Linked DNA regions of Homo sapiens: region 1 is linked to region 2. A link is a loop called in an ENCODE intact Hi-C map of the cell type or tissue named here. Cell type or tissue: MCF 10A. All regions are shown on one strand. Region 1 overlaps ANK2 (ankyrin 2). Region 2 overlaps ANK2 (ankyrin 2).

Region 1 (8,000 bases), 55 kb before region 2:
TTTCCCATTCATGTTTAACTCCCACTGATTGATAGGCAGCATTTTAGACCATGGTATAGGAAAGTTTGTATAACCTCAATTTAAGAATGACAGTCTTCATTGTAGAGATATTGGAAGAACACAGGCTACTTTTCAAAGCCATCTATGGTTTCCTTTTTTATAAGTCAAAGAGCCATCATCCCCTCACAGTCAACTTAAACTGTGCAAAGTTTGAGTTTTTGTTGTCTGCTGCATCTAATGAGAGTACATTCTCCATTCATCTACCACATAAATGAAAAGCATATTTTTACCTTAGGTTTGTTTGCTTAAAGTATTTACCAATGGTATCTGAAATCCAACCTTTCTGAATCAAAAACAGATCCACAACAATTAGAATTTCATGTTATGTGAAATCTTCTCAAGCAAATGGCTTCCTAATGATTACAAAATTGTAAGTACAAATTATTTTAAAGTATGCGAAGATAAGAAGAAAAGCAATGTCTTCATACTATGAAACAAAATACAATATATTTATGTGCAAAAGTGCTTAATTTGAGTCTAAGCTTGGGACTTCAGAACAACAAAACTCAAAGCTCGCATGGCCTTATTACGTGCAGAGGCTAAAAAAGGCAAGATCACTGTTGCCCGGTTATTATGTTTATGTTTTCCATAAGCATTCTCATTACTCAATCTTGAGATTGTTTTCTTAGACAAGAGTATACAGAGAAAGCACAAAACACAAAGGGCTTACACAAACACATTAGCCACTACAGAAAGCTTAAAGAAAATGAGACACAAATCATCAAATAAAACAAACATACAAAAAAACTATATCAATTTTATGACATGCGTAGCACAGGGAATCCCGGTGGCTGGCAAATACCTTCAGCATGGTCATGGCCATTTTCATCAGGGATGCGTTCAATCAGAGTCTCAATAGACTCATCCCAAATGGGCCTTGTGTCAAAGATGTCCTCAGGAACTGAGTGCTCGGTCTCAACAGGTGGCAGATTTTCAATTACTGATACTTCCAGGGCACTACTACTTTCATCGTCTGAAACTATTTCCTGCTCCCTCTCTGACTGTGTCAGCCTATCCACTAATTTGGAAGCCTCATCACTAATCTCCTCAAAGAATTCTATGGAATTTCTGTAAAGGTCAAAGAAATGCTCCTTACTTTCTTTTGTGGGGCTCGTGCCCCCCCTGCAGGAAGATGTAGTGCTTCTGCTCTTAACTGGCAATCGGGATGTAAGTATCTTTGGTCTTGTGGCCCCTTCTTCTGATTCTAACTCAAGTTCCTCGGCCCTCTCTCTGCTCTCTGTTTCTGTCTCAGTGTAACTTCGGGTTTTTACTGGGCATTTGGTCTTTGAATCCAAAGAACTAGCATCAGATTCAGATTTGCTTCTATTATCTGGTGCGATGCTTGCCATGTCCTGTCCCTGAGGAGCCACTGTCTTCTGGACAGAGGTGTCTAGATCTGAGAGCTGCTGTTCAACTCTTTGGAGGGGTACTTTGACAGGGAGTTTGGACTTTGGTTTTGCTTCATCCGCCTTATTTTCCTCATCTACACTGGATAGAAAATCTTCAGAAACTGAACTCTCATACTCTGCAGATGGAGGTGCTGGGGTGGAAGTGGGCATAGTCCTTACAGGAATTTTGGATTTGCTTTCAGTAAAAGGCACATTCTCCATGGGTGCAGTAGGAATCTCGATTACTGATTTCTGTTCTTCTGGGGAAGAATCGGGAGAATCATCACCCCTATCTGAATAAACAGACCTGGTGAGTGTGGAAAAATCTAACTGGACTTGTACAGCTGGTTCAGAAGAGTCGGGGCAGGATATCTGCTTTACACCAGAGAGAGGAGGTATATCACCCGTTTGCACGGTGGGGAGGTCCTTGGTCCCTACACTAACAGCTTCTTTTGTAGGTGTTTCAGTGGAGGCTGAAATCCCCATTTGGGAGTTAAGTTGAGCATCCGAAGCAGGTATTTCCTCTACTTCCTCACTCACGTCATCTGGAAGTAAGTCTGCCTCATCATCCACTGTTTCTTTTGATTCTGAAAGTGCTAGTGATTCAGCTGATGTCTCCAGCGGTAGGGGATCAGCCCCAGTAGCCCCTTCTTTCACATCTTCAGAGAGAGTCTCTTCCCTGGATTCTTGACCAATTTGGAAAAAGTGAAAACTTTCATCTGCATAGGACCTTTTGGTCATATCAATGGCACCACTTCGGGTCATTTCAAACAATTTTCCTTCCTGAAACAGAAATGGGTTTTGCTCACTTGTTGGGGTCCCCTCTTCAGTTGGGGTCCTAGCAGGAGTGGTGTCAGGGGTGGTACCCTGTGATTGTCTGTCTACCATCAAACCAAATATCTTTTGTTCTTCCTCTTTCACACGAGCCTCAAAGGCTTCATCGTCTTCCCGAATTTCACTCCAAGAATCAGAATCCACATCAGTTTTTGTGATGATGACTTTGCTTATTTGTTCACCAACAACTGTTGTTGTAGCGGACATAGTAGGCTCGAAAGATGAAGAGACACTGTCTGATTGCATTTCCCACAAGGTACTTTCCTGTTGGGATTCCATTTTTATGTCCTGGCCCTCAAAATTAGATTCTTTGCTTAAAACAGTTCCACTAGAGGAGCTTGCCACTACAACGTCTTCAACAGGGGATGTGATGGTAACAGAATACACTTCAGAAGAGTGAAAACTTGTGGTGTGATTTGCATCTGTTTGGGTTTTGCTTTCTTCACTAGAGAAAAAAGATTGGGAAGGGACATTTTCATAAGGGCTAGTGATTTGTGGATCATAGATTTCATCATTCTCAGCTAGGTCAGACACGGGAACATCCATGGAAAATCTATCTGTTTGAGTAGTAATGGATGAGTCTTGAGAGGGGCAGTCCTTTGGTAAGTTCTCAAATGTTTCATCAGTTTTTGTGACCTCTGTTTTTTGAATAGAAGATGTGGCAGATATGTCTTCATCTAATTCTTTTCCTTCAGATACCAAACAATGAGGCAAAGAGGATGAAGATGAAAAGCTTTCACTGGGGCAATCTGCTTGTGGAGATTCTGCTCTAGAAACATCAAGCTCTTCTCCCTCTGTGTCTTTTTCATGAGTGCCTTGGAGAGCTAATGATTCTTTATAGATGACTGGCTGTTCATCAACATCATCACCAGTCGGACTCTGTAGACCTGAAGAGACAGGAGCAGCTGAGCTGCTAGGACTCATGGCCTCACATCCATGGCCATCACAGATTTTTGGCTGATCAGTGTCTCTGTTTAGCTTATCATAAGACCTGTCTTCAGCCTCAGTGGAAACAGCATGACGGTCTTCAGCTAAATGGGATTCAGAATCTTTTTCTTCTTCTGATTTGCCTGGCTCTTCCTGAGTATCTTCATTCATCTTGAAAGTATATTGTTTGGAAACGACAGGCTGGAATTGTACTTCTTCTGGACTGGAATTGGAGTCCATGCTTGATGGAAGTGGAGAAGGAGGTTGTACTCGAATCACTGGTTCTGGTAAAAGGCCTGAGTCAGCACCTTTTTTAAGCTGTGCCAACTCAGGTTCACTTTCTGAGGAGGAAGACACCTTCCTGCTCTCCGAAGTTACTAACACAGGGACACCACTTTCATCCTCCCCACTGCCTGTATGTTTTGGTTCATCCACATCTACTGAACAGTCAGCATCTGGGTCAGAAGATGAAGAAGATTCTTCTTGTTTGGGTTCTTTTTTGTAGTCCCTTTTCTGCTTTGCTTCTTGTTCAAGTTCATCAAACATTTTGATTTTGGTTACCATTTTAAACATCTCCTCTTCAGGTGTGAACCTCTTTTTCTCCCCGTTTTCTGAATCATCCTCCTCTGCACATTCATGAATCACAGCTGGTTTTGGTGTACTTACATCTGTGGTTTTGGGTGTAACCTCATAGCTGACTTCTTCAGAGCTGGGGGTGTCAGGAGAAAGGGGGCTCTTCCCTGAGCTCTCCATGAGCGATGTCTGCTCAAGACTGTCATCCTCAGCACTGCCATCAGGGTCTCGGAGTAGCCGGGACCGCACAGAGGCCACTTCCGTCAAGAGTTCTGTTTTGGCAACAGCTGCAGGAAGAGGAAAGTGACTTGGAAAAATTCCAGCCTTCATCTTTGGTTCAACAGGGCTGCTTTCCAGAGAGTCACGGCAAGGGGATTCTTTCAGAGGACTTGGCTCCAGAGAATCAGGGGTTTTGTGTGAAGAGTTATCTTCTAGCACAGGGCTGGCTTCCAGAGAGTCTTTGTGGCTCACTGCTAATGAGTCATCAGCCACAGCGCTGAGGACTTCGCTATCTCGGCTAGGGAGTGCAAGTTCTAACCCTTGGGGACTTCTAATGACTCCCTGAGGTTTTGATTCAGTTCCTGTATCTGTCTTTACAGAAGCCTCAGGCAGCGGCAAGGCCTTTGTCTCGTCTGAGGTGGCTGTGGATTCTTGAACCTCACTATCAGTTTGTGTCTTGTGGGCTGAACTACCAAAGGTACGTTGACCTTCATCACAGGCTGCCTCCTCAGTCAGTCCTGTAGGTGTCTCTTTAGCTAATGCTACACTACAGCTGCCTGTGCAATCATCTTGTCTTTTAGGGCTTGTGTCTTTGGGAGAGCCTAGAGTGGCCTCTTTCTGAAAACTCTCAGTAGAGGTCTCTGAGTCCTCAGTGACTGTGGCACCTCGCTCTTCAGAGCCACCAGTAATGTCTTTGGTCGTGGGATGCTCTTTTTCTGAACGAATTTCTGTGGTGGTTTCTGTCTTGGTGCTTTCCTTTGTTTCCCCAGTTTGCTCCTCACTTTTCTTTGGTGAGAAAGAAAGGCTTTCTGGGCTCGTCTCAGGGGTCTCTGCTAGGCCTTCATGCTTATAGCTTTCTTCTGAACTAATCTGAGGGGTCCCCTCCATCAGGCTGCCACACGGAGAGCCGGCTACCCCCTCATTCTTTAGGCTTTCAGAACTGCCATCTAAAGCACCGCTTTGTAAAGACAGAGCTGGAAGGAACTCATCTTTCATGTAGTCGAGTGGAAATGTTGTGTTGAAAGGACTAGTGAGTACTTGGTCTAAGTGAAGCTGTGCCTTTTCTGTCTCCTCACTCAGGCGGAATTGTTGGTATTTGTCATTGTCTTCCAACTCTTGCTTAATGACCTCAGAGAAGTCAGTGGAGGTTTTCCTATCTGGGCTGATCTGTAGATCCATGTCTCCCTGCTCATCAGCCATCTTTTCTTTGGGCACTTCGCTCTCTCTGTGGCTTTCTTCTTCAGGCACTGACTGAACAGGTTCAGGTATTTTGTGGCTGAGAACTTTCTCCTTTCCTCCAGCTGCATCTTCTTTCTTAACTCCTATGGAGGAAACACGAACTCCTCTTTTGGATTCTGCTGTGCCCGTTACCGGGAGTCTCTGGCCTCGTTTGATTGTCTGATTCTCTGTTTTCTGAGCTTCTCTCTGGGTTAGTATCGGCCCCTTTTCTTTTTCTACCCGAACTTTACCTTTCTCTTGTGGCTGCTTTTGTTTTGCTGATTTGTGCTCAAAGAGTCCAGTTTTATGTTTAGAAGGGTCCTGACCTGACTGGAAAGCCTTCATCAGCTCCCGAACAGACATGGTTTCCTCAATCCTCTCTGTTTTTGAAGTGGGGGATACAGGTGGTTGCTTTTCTGTTTTGCCAGAAGGTGACACAGGCAGGTGCTTCTCAGTTTTCCCAGCTGTTGATACAGGTTGGTGCTTGTCCGTTCTTCCGGAGGGTGAAACAGGCAAGCGTTTTTCTGTTCTCCCAGGCGATACTGGCGGGTGTTTTTCTGTCCTCCCGGAGGGCGATACAGGTGGACGTTTGTCTGTTTTGCCTGAAGGCGAAACAGGTGGGTGTCTTTCTGTTTTTGTAGATGACACAGGAGAGTGCCTTTCAGTTTTTGTCGAGGGTGATACAGGTGAGTGTTTCTCAGTTTTACTCGATGATGACGCAGGTGAATGTCTTTCCGTTTTTGCAGAGGGTGACACAGGTGAGTGTTTCTCAGTTTTACTTGATGGTGATACTGGAGGGTGCCTTTCAGTTTTTGCGGAAGAGGAAAGAGTAGAGTGTCTTTCTGTTTTAGGGGAGGGAGACCCTGGCGCATGTCTCTCTGACTTCAGAGAGGGTGACGCAGCTGGATGTGGCCTGTGGGTGGTCTTTTTTGGCACGTCCTCCTTGCCTTTGACTCTGATGGGCAACTTGCTTCGACCTTTCTGTTCATCTTCCACTCGCTTCTGAAGGGCCTTTACTTTGTCCTTTATGGAACCAATGGGAGTTTCTTCTATCAAAGGAGATGTGGCCTTGACAGTGGGAAGGGGTTCAGGGGCTAAACCTGGGTCTTCACCTAATGACTCTTCTGAACTACCTTTTTTAAGTTCAGCTTTCTCTGCACTAGCTTGTAAACCTTCCTCTTTTTGTTTCTGCTTTTCTTTTAATTTCCTTCTTACTGGCTTCTTTATTCCCAAGCTTGGTTTGTGCTGTTTCTGTGTACTCTGTGTCTCATCTGGGGGTATGTCTTTCCCTTCCTTTTCAGAGCTCCTGCCAACAGCCAGAGCCTCACATTTCTTCCCTGCCTTATCTTGAACTGTCTGCAGCTGCTCTTTGGGAAGAGGCACACAGGTATTCAGATCATCAGTAAGGTAGTTCACTAGCCCAGTTGAGTCTTTCTCTACTTTTCCTTTGATCTCTTTATCTATTCTAACTTCTACACATGGATATTCAGTGATTTCTAAAGGTGCTTTTTGCCTAGCCTCTTCTATTTCCTCATCACTGACAATAACCCATTCCTCTTCAACTAATCCTCTCTCAGACCGAGAGCTCTGCACACTGCTTTCATCTCTTGTGCAGGTTCCACTTCTCAGGATTTCATTCACTTTCTCTAAGTCCTCTTTAACTCTTTCAACGATTTCAAAAGGCTCTCCTGGCTCTTCCTCAGCAGCCTTCACCAGCTCCTTCACTTTAATAGAACCTGCCTTATCAGACACATCTGTGGTCAAGATGGCGGTCATTTTGATCAAATCTTGTTTCATCTCAGAAACTTCAGAGAGCAAGTCCGGACTTGCTAGGACAGGAACTTCATTAACCAGGTGACTTTTCAGGACAGATGTTTCTGTAGATTCTGTCTCATCATCTTTGATGTGAATGAAAAACATTGAAAGTAAAATGGAAATCAAAAAAGATATTGGCAAATGTAATCAGGACTGAAACGACACAGCGTCTTTTCCTGTGGTGGTGGTGGTGGGAGGGGCAACAAAATGGGCTGGGAATGGTAGATCCACAAGGCCTCAGGGTACAAGAGCAAAGCAAGGCTAACGAAAAAAAAAACAACTGAAAAGGAAAAATGAGCAGGAAATAACTTGCTTAATTTTTCTCACTTGTAGCACATCCACACATACAACAAAGCTAAAACAAGACGCACATACACACACAAAAAAACACTACATATCAAAACAAAGAACGCAGTGAAATTACACAGAGGTATCTCAAGATTGTTCAGATGTTACAGATCAATGTTGAAAAAAAAAAGAAAACCAACCATGAGGAAAAAATAAGAAAAAAAGCATTAGAAATTGCAGAAAGTTGATTTCCTCTAGGAGAAAGCCAGTAGTAGCAAGCTCAGAATAACATCTAATGATGTATATACATTTTTAATCATATAAAAGTCTGAAATTCAGTATGTTTAGTTCTACCAATATACAAAGACTATATAAAATACATCTGAATCAGCTGCAAACCGGCATTTCATCTAAGGGAAATTCACACCTAACAATGAAACAAACAGTCTGGTGCTACGAGGCATGGTCCTTTCCTTGGAGCAACCTCCTTGTTTAGACACAGAATGGACAGACCAAGGAGGGAAATAAAGGAAAGGAAAGAAAAACAACAGAAACAACAATTGTGATTAAACTTATAAGTGAGTCCAAAGTTAAAATGTGATGCATGGCAACCCAAGTCAGAGACAGTCACACGGGACACACACACAGTTTATGTAAGCCAAGTTATTTCCATGCAAA
Region 2 (8,000 bases):
TGGTCTCGATCTCCTGACCTCGTGATCCGCCCGCCTCGGCCTCCCAAAGTGCTGGGATTACAGGCGTGAGCCACCGCGCCCGGCCGAGGCTATTTTTTATAAATTTCGTTTATAACTCAATATTAAATACTTTAAATGTATTAACTAATGGAATTCTCCAGCAATTATTTTGTAAATAAAGGGCTATTTTTAAATTAAATAATCACTATTCAATTTATCTGATTTATAAATTTAAATTTTCATGTAATAGAGTTGCTTAAAGTGGTACCACGTGTACTTTGGAAACCTCTTACTAGATAAAATATCTTACATTACTCATTTTTCCTTATATGCAAAATTCACCCTAAATAATTTTTAAATGTTACTTTATTTCTATTCTTAGCTATATTAAAAATCACATAACTATTAATATATTTTTAATCACACCTAAAATATATCATCAACCAAGGGAGTGATATAAACTGCATTAATTTCAAGTGGTCTAACTTAGTTATTGTCATGTTCACACTAGCTCAATGTCAACTAACAAAAGAATTACTTTTCTCTAAATTTATATTCTAAGAAAAGATAATAGTTGTGGAAAAATATTTATATAATGTTCATTAGATTATATAATTATGTTAGCAGTTCTCAATAATAGTTGCAAAATCATTAACAGTACAAACAATTCATGACTTTAGGCTTCTAAGTTAATAAAATCCACACACTCAAATGCACACATATACAATTCCACTCATATTACACATGCTATTTCAAAAGAAACAGATTAGTATTAGGCACACAGATTTAAACAAGTTGTTCTATCCAGTTAAGAAAAATCAAAAGCAAAGAAAAGCTTTCACTCCAAAAATATCCTCTAAGGGTACCTGAATCACTAAGTGCCTCCCCATCAATAAAGTGGTCACCAAACTGTTTAAGAGCTGTTCAACATACAAGTAAAGATAATAAAGATGATCCCACAAAACAAAATATGATATGCATATAGGAATGCTGAGAACTAGTTGGCAAGTATTAAGATAGAACACAAAATTATACTAAATATTTGGAACTGCTGGCCTTGGGAATACCTTTGAATTTACTCAAAATACTACATTGATCCAACATTTGTTCATTCTTGTCATAAATTTTTATAAAAGCTGAGAAAACTCAATACATACTACCAATAGGTGATTCAACAAGTTGGTTCTAAATAAGGACATCTCAATGTAAAGTTTTATCTTATGATTTTATCTTAAAGAACCTAAAGAAACATCTTTAATATTTCTCTGTATAAAAGCAATGAGTATTAAACCTAGTGCCATTCTTAATAGCAATAATTTTTCAAACATACATTTTCATGTACATATATGGTGGTAATTTTTCAATCATGTTCATTGGACCAATAGCTGAACTATTGAAACTTGGTTGCGTGATTTTTTTTCTTTCTTTTTTCTATCTTCTCATAAAGAAATGCTTGCAAATTTTATATGCTGCTTTCATGATTTTTTAGTAGCACATTTTTTTATCCAAGTGGATTATTACATGGAAGTTCAAAATACAAAATGAAGAAAAGTCAGCTACTCTAGTTGAAGTAGAGATAGGGAGCCGGACACCCTCCAGCTGGCCCATCTCCAGCTCTAGCCCAATGTCACACACCCACTCCAGGCAGTCCCCACTGCTCCTTTTTGGAAAGCAGGCTTCCCAGGACTTAGGAAGCCATTGCCTGAGATCATTTTTCATCAACTCTAAAATTATAGGGGGGATATTTTCTGACTTAAATAATACATTCTTCTGTGGAATTTATACTACTTCCTGCTGTACTATTTTTAAACCTTCTATAAGGCTCTTCTCCTCTGGGCTTAAAATATATTCTGTACATATGAACCAACCAGAATACAGAGATTTCTCAATTGAAGAACACTCATTGATGGAGTATACTTTAAAGTCTTTACTTAAAGTCATTTGAATAAAAAAAGATTTTTTAACATAATTCAAACATATTTTAATAACAATTGTGTTATCATATAGCTATTTTAACACATGGCCAGTTTCCAGTTTTTCCCCTTTTCCAGTCATATTATTTAATAGCCATTAATTTTAATGCTAGGAAAAAGAAATAATACCAGAAACAAATATACTAATCAGAACTGCCCCCGGCCCCCGCTGCCATGGCAAAAGTAAATGTATTGAAACAAAGGTGAAAAAGTGACTTTAAATGTTAAGATTCTGTCATCCACATAACCAGCTTGGTCTCTGAAAAAAAGGGTAATTTGCCCTTGTGTAAGAACATGACAGGTGTCATAGAAGATTGAATAGAAGTCTTACCCTCTTCATCAGAAACATCAAGAACCTCAGTCATCGTCTCAGGTACATTTAGTTTGTGTTTTTCTGTAATAGTCTGGAAAAACAAAAATCATTAATGTTCAAGTTGAAACCAAAAGTAAACAAAAGATGAAAAGCATCACATAGGAGGCCACACTCAACAGCAGCAGCAAGCCATCGAGCCATGACTACGGGATCTTTCCCGCGTGTATATTTTGGAAATTTGCTTTCATGAAAACTCATTTGTTCTTTTTGAAGATAAATGATCATTTATGCCAGAGAAGTTGTACAAGAGACAGTTCATTATTTTGAGTTCTCATTTGAAAAATAAATTCTTTAGCAATGGTATTATTAATAATAATTAGTTGTATTGAGAAAGCAGATTGATGTTTTCAAAGCTTCCCTAAAATGAACTAAGTGACGTTTCCAGAAAAGCTTTAAAAAGAAACAATGAACATATGCAATGTATTAAAAGCAAAGCCATTAGAAAAGAAGCTGTAAATAATGTGAAAGATATAAACTATTTGGGCAGAAAATATGACACATCTCTTTTGGGATCAGAGGATCAAATCATCTCTTTAATATTTCACTGGGCTACAGTTCTGGTTTGTTGCTTATTTGCCTTATGCAATAGCTCTCCAAGGTTGTCAATCCACTGCCTTTCATTCCTCATGTACAGTGTAAGGTTAAGAGACAAGGATCTGAGTCTAGCTGCCTGGGTTAAAATTCTAATTTCATCACTTATTACCTATAAGGCCCTAGCAAGTCCCCTAACCTACATGTGCCTCAATTTCCTCAACCATAAGTAAAGGATAGAAAAGTACTTCATAAAATGGTTAGGAAGATTAAATGATGTAATATATGCAAGAGCTCTAAAAATAGTGCTTGGCATATGTTGGCACTCCATAAATATTAGCTACCATAATTTATTATGATTATTGTAACTCAGTATTAAATGCATCTTAAAAGTGAAGAGCCTCTGGACTTTTTATAATCATTCTTGCACTCAAGGAAAATTCTGAATGTCTACTGCATGCTTGGCACTATTTTAGACACAAGACATACCAGTGATTTTTCAGAATAATAGAAATAAGCCAGACATAGAGACAAATACTGCATAATCTCACTTATATGTGGAATCTAAAAAACTCACAGAAGCACAGAATAGACACCTGGTGGTGACCAGGTGTTGGAGAAGGAAGGGGGAGGAGCATTTGGGAGATGTTGGTTAAAAGATACAAAATTTTAGTTGGACAGGAGAAATAAATTCAAGAGATTTATTGTAAAACATGGAGACTACAGTTAATAACAATGTAGTATATACTTGAAAATTGCTGAGAGTAGATTTTAAGTGCGCTCATCACAAAAAAAAGGATATGTATGTGGAGGTAATAGATATGTTAATAAGCTTGATTTAGCCATTTCACAATGTGTGTGTGTGTGTGTGTGTGTGTGTGTGTGTGTATCAAAACATCATGTTGTATACCATAAATATGTACAATTTTTATTTGCCAACTAAAATAAATAAATAAAAGATATGTGTACCCCAAAAACATAAAAATTCAAATCTCATTATTTTGAACATCACCTAAAGACTATTGAGTGTCAAATTCAAACCTTCAGTTTCTGTAGTGAAAATACATTAAGGGCATCAATTGACACTGTCATGGAAACTTTAAAAAAAAATGAATCCCTTGACATAAGAGTAACATCTTCAACTAAAACCACCAAAGTACAAAAAATAGGTTGTCTAGTTTTTTAGGCTTTGACCTAGATGTTAGATAATTGTTTGAAAGGCTATAATGAACCTATCATCAATTATTTTCTTTCCAAAAGCAGTAGATAACTTCAAATATATTTACAAAGAAATTCAACTGGTTAATCAAATTCCACTGAGCAACTCTGACTATATACATATATAAGATCTGTGTGATCATAATGTGATACTGCATGAGCTTTTTGGTGGCTCTTTGTTTTCTTCAGAAAACTGATTAAACTGGCTCAGAAGAGCCCTGTGATTCAGTAAAGAGCGAGAGGTAGCAAGGCCTCATCTCTCATTCCATGCTACGATCGTGTTGAGCTGCCTTTATTTTGACAGGTCATGTTCTCTCATGCCTCTGAGTTTTTCCACATATTCTCTCATTTACCAGAAATCTTCTTTCCCCTCTTCTCTTGGCTCAGGTTAGATGTGACTTTCTTGGAGAAACATTCCCTGATCCTCCCCAGTGAATGTCTTTGTTTAACTGTGTTTATCTGCTGCTATGTACTCCTAGAGCATCGTGTGTGCTGTGTCATACACTACGCACTGTGTGTGCCCTCTCTGCTTATCTGCCCACATGAGAGTGTGAGTCATTTAAGAGGAAGATTGTTTCCACAGCACCTGAAACATAGCAGGAGCTTTTCAAATATATATCAAAAACTTGTTAATACTAAATTATGCAAAAAATAAATTTAAAATCCATATCATGATGAAATGGATTGTCTTTGGGTGGAATTTTAGTTAAAAGACAGGAAGAAACAGAGAAAGTAAAGAAAGTCTCCTGCTACTCACATGAAGGCACAGTTGGAGGCAAGGGTTGTAAATTCAGCTTGCCTGCATATTTCTAGTGATATTTAAATAGTTTTATTCAGAGTCTTATTCACTGAAAGCAAACTAAATGCTGCAGGAAAAACAAAAGTATCCATCCAAAAATCTGGAGAATAGTAGTGGTTGATAAATATTTGTTGAATGAACAAACTCAAAAAGACTATTATAATATACAATTTGATTATTATTTTAATATTATAAATTTTAATTTAGAAATTTAACACCAATAAATTATAGCCCATATTCTGTATTAGTGGTATTCAACTATAGCTACATATTACAATTATTAGAAACATTTAAAAAATATTGTTGCTTGGGTCCCATCATAGACCAATTAAATCAAAATCCATAGGGATCGGGCCCAGCTATAATGGGGACCAGGGTATTTTTTAAAGGTTCCTTAGGTGGGTTTATTGCACAGCTCAATTTGAGATTCATTTTCCTGTATTAGGGAAAGTATATAAATTGCAGGAAAATGATTTGCATTTAAAATATAACATAGAGACTACCCTACTATGAAATCTTATTCAACTTTTTTTTTTTTTTTTTTGAGATGTCGTTTCACTCTTGTTGCCCAGGCTGGAGTGCAATGGCACGATCTCAGCTCACTGCAACCTCCGCCTTCCAGGTTCAAGCCATTCTCCTGCCTCAGCCTCCCAAATAGCTGGGATTACAGGTGTGCACCAGCACGCCTGGCTCATTTGTGTATTTGTAGTAGAGATGGGGCTTCACCATGTTGGCCTGGCTGGTCTCGAACACTTGACGTCAGGTGATCCACCTACCTCGGCCTCCCAAAGTGCTGGTATTACAGATGTGAGCTACCGCGGCTGACCTTTATTCAACTTTTTGGGAATATTTAAAAATGTGAAAGGATGTCTACTATATTAGACTGTATTAGAAAGTTAATTTTTGCAGAAATGTTTTAGAGTATTTGTCCTTCGTAGTAAACATTTCAATAAGGAGATGATTCTCTGTTTGAAAATAATTACTGGAGATACTTTTTAAATGATTAAGTTTCATTGCCTGATAGTCTCAGTTTCTATTTTCAGGTGCTGATAATGGGACTATATTTTCTTTGTACTTGTAAGAGTGGAAACAATAATTTACTTCAGTTTGGTCACTGAATGCTATCAGAATTATCAGCAAATATATGTGGCAACAGAAAAAGTAATACACTGTGATCATATTGGTCATGGATATTTTTCTGTATAGATATTAAAAATGGCCTCTATATGCAATGTGGTAAATATAATATCATTTATACATGAGAAGGTATTTGACCTTTAGAAGGCCATCATTAAATATTTGTTGAATGGATGGAAAATAAGTAGTCCTACATATGTATAATGTAACAAGAAATGAATACATATTTTCCTTTTAAACAAAATGTCCTTTGAAAACTTGATTATTTAAACATAAACATGGTTTTATGCAACTACCTCTGAATCGTACATAGAGAACAAGGCTATAGTGAAATGATCATGGACATCTCTTTCTGCTACAGAATCCAAGATACTATGGTCAAGATTAGAAACTACTTTAAAAGTTAAAATGAGTAGGACACTAAGTACAAGTTTAATGGGATATAATTAAATCGGATAATATGGCAAAAGAAATGGTATATAATAGATGGAAGAGAGATTTAATAATGAATTTATATTGTTAATCACGATATGAAAAATGTAGAAAATAAAGTAGGAGTTCTTAACATTCTGCTTTACAAATAGTAGTCAATATCTGATTTGTTCTATGCAAAAGAAACTGTGTGTTTAACTGATCTTCACTTAGCCAACCCTCACTCAGCCAATCCTCCTGGTCACCAATTGCATTTATATCACATAATCCCTAAGCCACCACAGCATACTTAGTGATCTTGGTTATGATGCCACCTTTTAAGGCCCTCATCCATAGCTTCCATCAGTGGAGTTCAAGCTAAACTTGTTTTTGTTTCTAAACATACTTATACCAATCATACATATTAATATAACTTTAATAACTAAATTAAATATTATGTAAATACTGTTTTTTTTCTAGAAAAACTAGGGTAGATGTTTTTTGAAGTCCTAACAAAGGTGAGTCACTGAAAGTAATACCCAATTAGATGTAATTGAGACAATTATAACAGGTTGAAAAAACATGTCAAAAGTCTAAAAAGATTCTGCACTAAGTATGTCTTTTTAAGAAAATACACAGCAGGGGCTCAGGACTGTAATCCTAGCATTTTGGGAGGCCAAGGCAGGTGGATCGTTTGAGACGAGCCTGGACAACGTGGCAAAACCCCGTCTCTACAAAACAATACAAAAATTAGCCAGGAGTGGTGGCACCTGCCCACCTACTACTCCCGAGTAGTCCCTGTTACTCTGGAAGCTAAGATGGGAGGATCACCTGAGCTGCAGTGAACCGTGATAGTACCACTACACTTCAGCCTGGGCAACAGCGTGAGATCCTGTCTCAAAAAAAAAGAAAGAAAAGGAAAGTACACAGAACATACAAATATCATATAAATATACATATTATAGCATATATATACATAATATAATAGGTATTGATATTGTTTGTGCAAGAATGGCAATTTAATTTCTAATCGATGGACCTATATTTAAAGAAAAGATCTTGGCTCTACCTCAAAAGGTGTCAAATGACTTTACAAGTATTTATTGTATTGCCATTTTTATGGCTCCTATTTTTAAAATTTTTAAATTGTTGTGGATACACAGTTGTACATACTTACGGGGTACAAGTGATATTTTGATATAAACATAAGTATAATGATCAAATCAGGGTAATTGGGATATCCATCACCTCAAACATTTATCATTTCTTTTTAAAGTCCTAACAAAGGTGAGTCACTGAAAGTAATACCCAATTAGATGTAATTGAGACAATTATAACAGGTTGAAAAAACATGTCAAAAGTTTAAAAAGATTCTGCACTAAGTATGTCTTTTTAAGAAAATACACAGCGGGGGCTCAGGCCTGTAATCCTATCATTTTGGGAGGCCAAAATGCCTCCCCAGTGGATTTGGGGACATTCCAAATCCACTTCTCTAGTTATGTTGAAATATACATTTTAGTTAACTATAGTTAGCCTGCTGTGCTGCCTAACACTAGAT

The links. A loop is a pair of places that touch in the nucleus more often than their neighbours do. Peaks named below come from ENCODE experiments on the same cell type or tissue, not always from the same donor. Only the 100,000 strongest peaks of a DNase experiment are listed, where the experiment ranks them.
Region 1: a loop joins it to region 2, with 2.0 times the contacts of the local background. A loop is called at or near these places in 2 of 110 quality-filtered maps.

What each region holds. Positions count from the first base shown.
Region 1 is chr4:113,352,162-113,360,161 of GRCh38, reverse strand. It overlaps ANK2 (ankyrin 2), which reads right to left. Exons shown (of 46, transcript NM_001148.6): 38 at 863-7,117. Among named protein-coding and RNA genes, the nearest start is that of MIR8082, 200 kb to the right of the region's middle. RefSeq lists enhancers at 3,992-4,211, 3,559-4,758, 5,188-6,387. In MCF 10A, no CTCF peak of the experiment used is centred here; DNase peaks (open chromatin) are centred at 3,871 and 4,271.
Region 2 is chr4:113,297,144-113,305,143 of GRCh38, reverse strand. ANK2 (ankyrin 2) reads right to left here. Exons shown (of 46, transcript NM_001148.6): 23 at 2,305-2,377. Among named protein-coding and RNA genes, the nearest start is that of MIR8082, 150 kb to the right of the region's middle. In MCF 10A, no CTCF peak of the experiment used is centred here; a DNase peak (open chromatin) is centred at 4,573.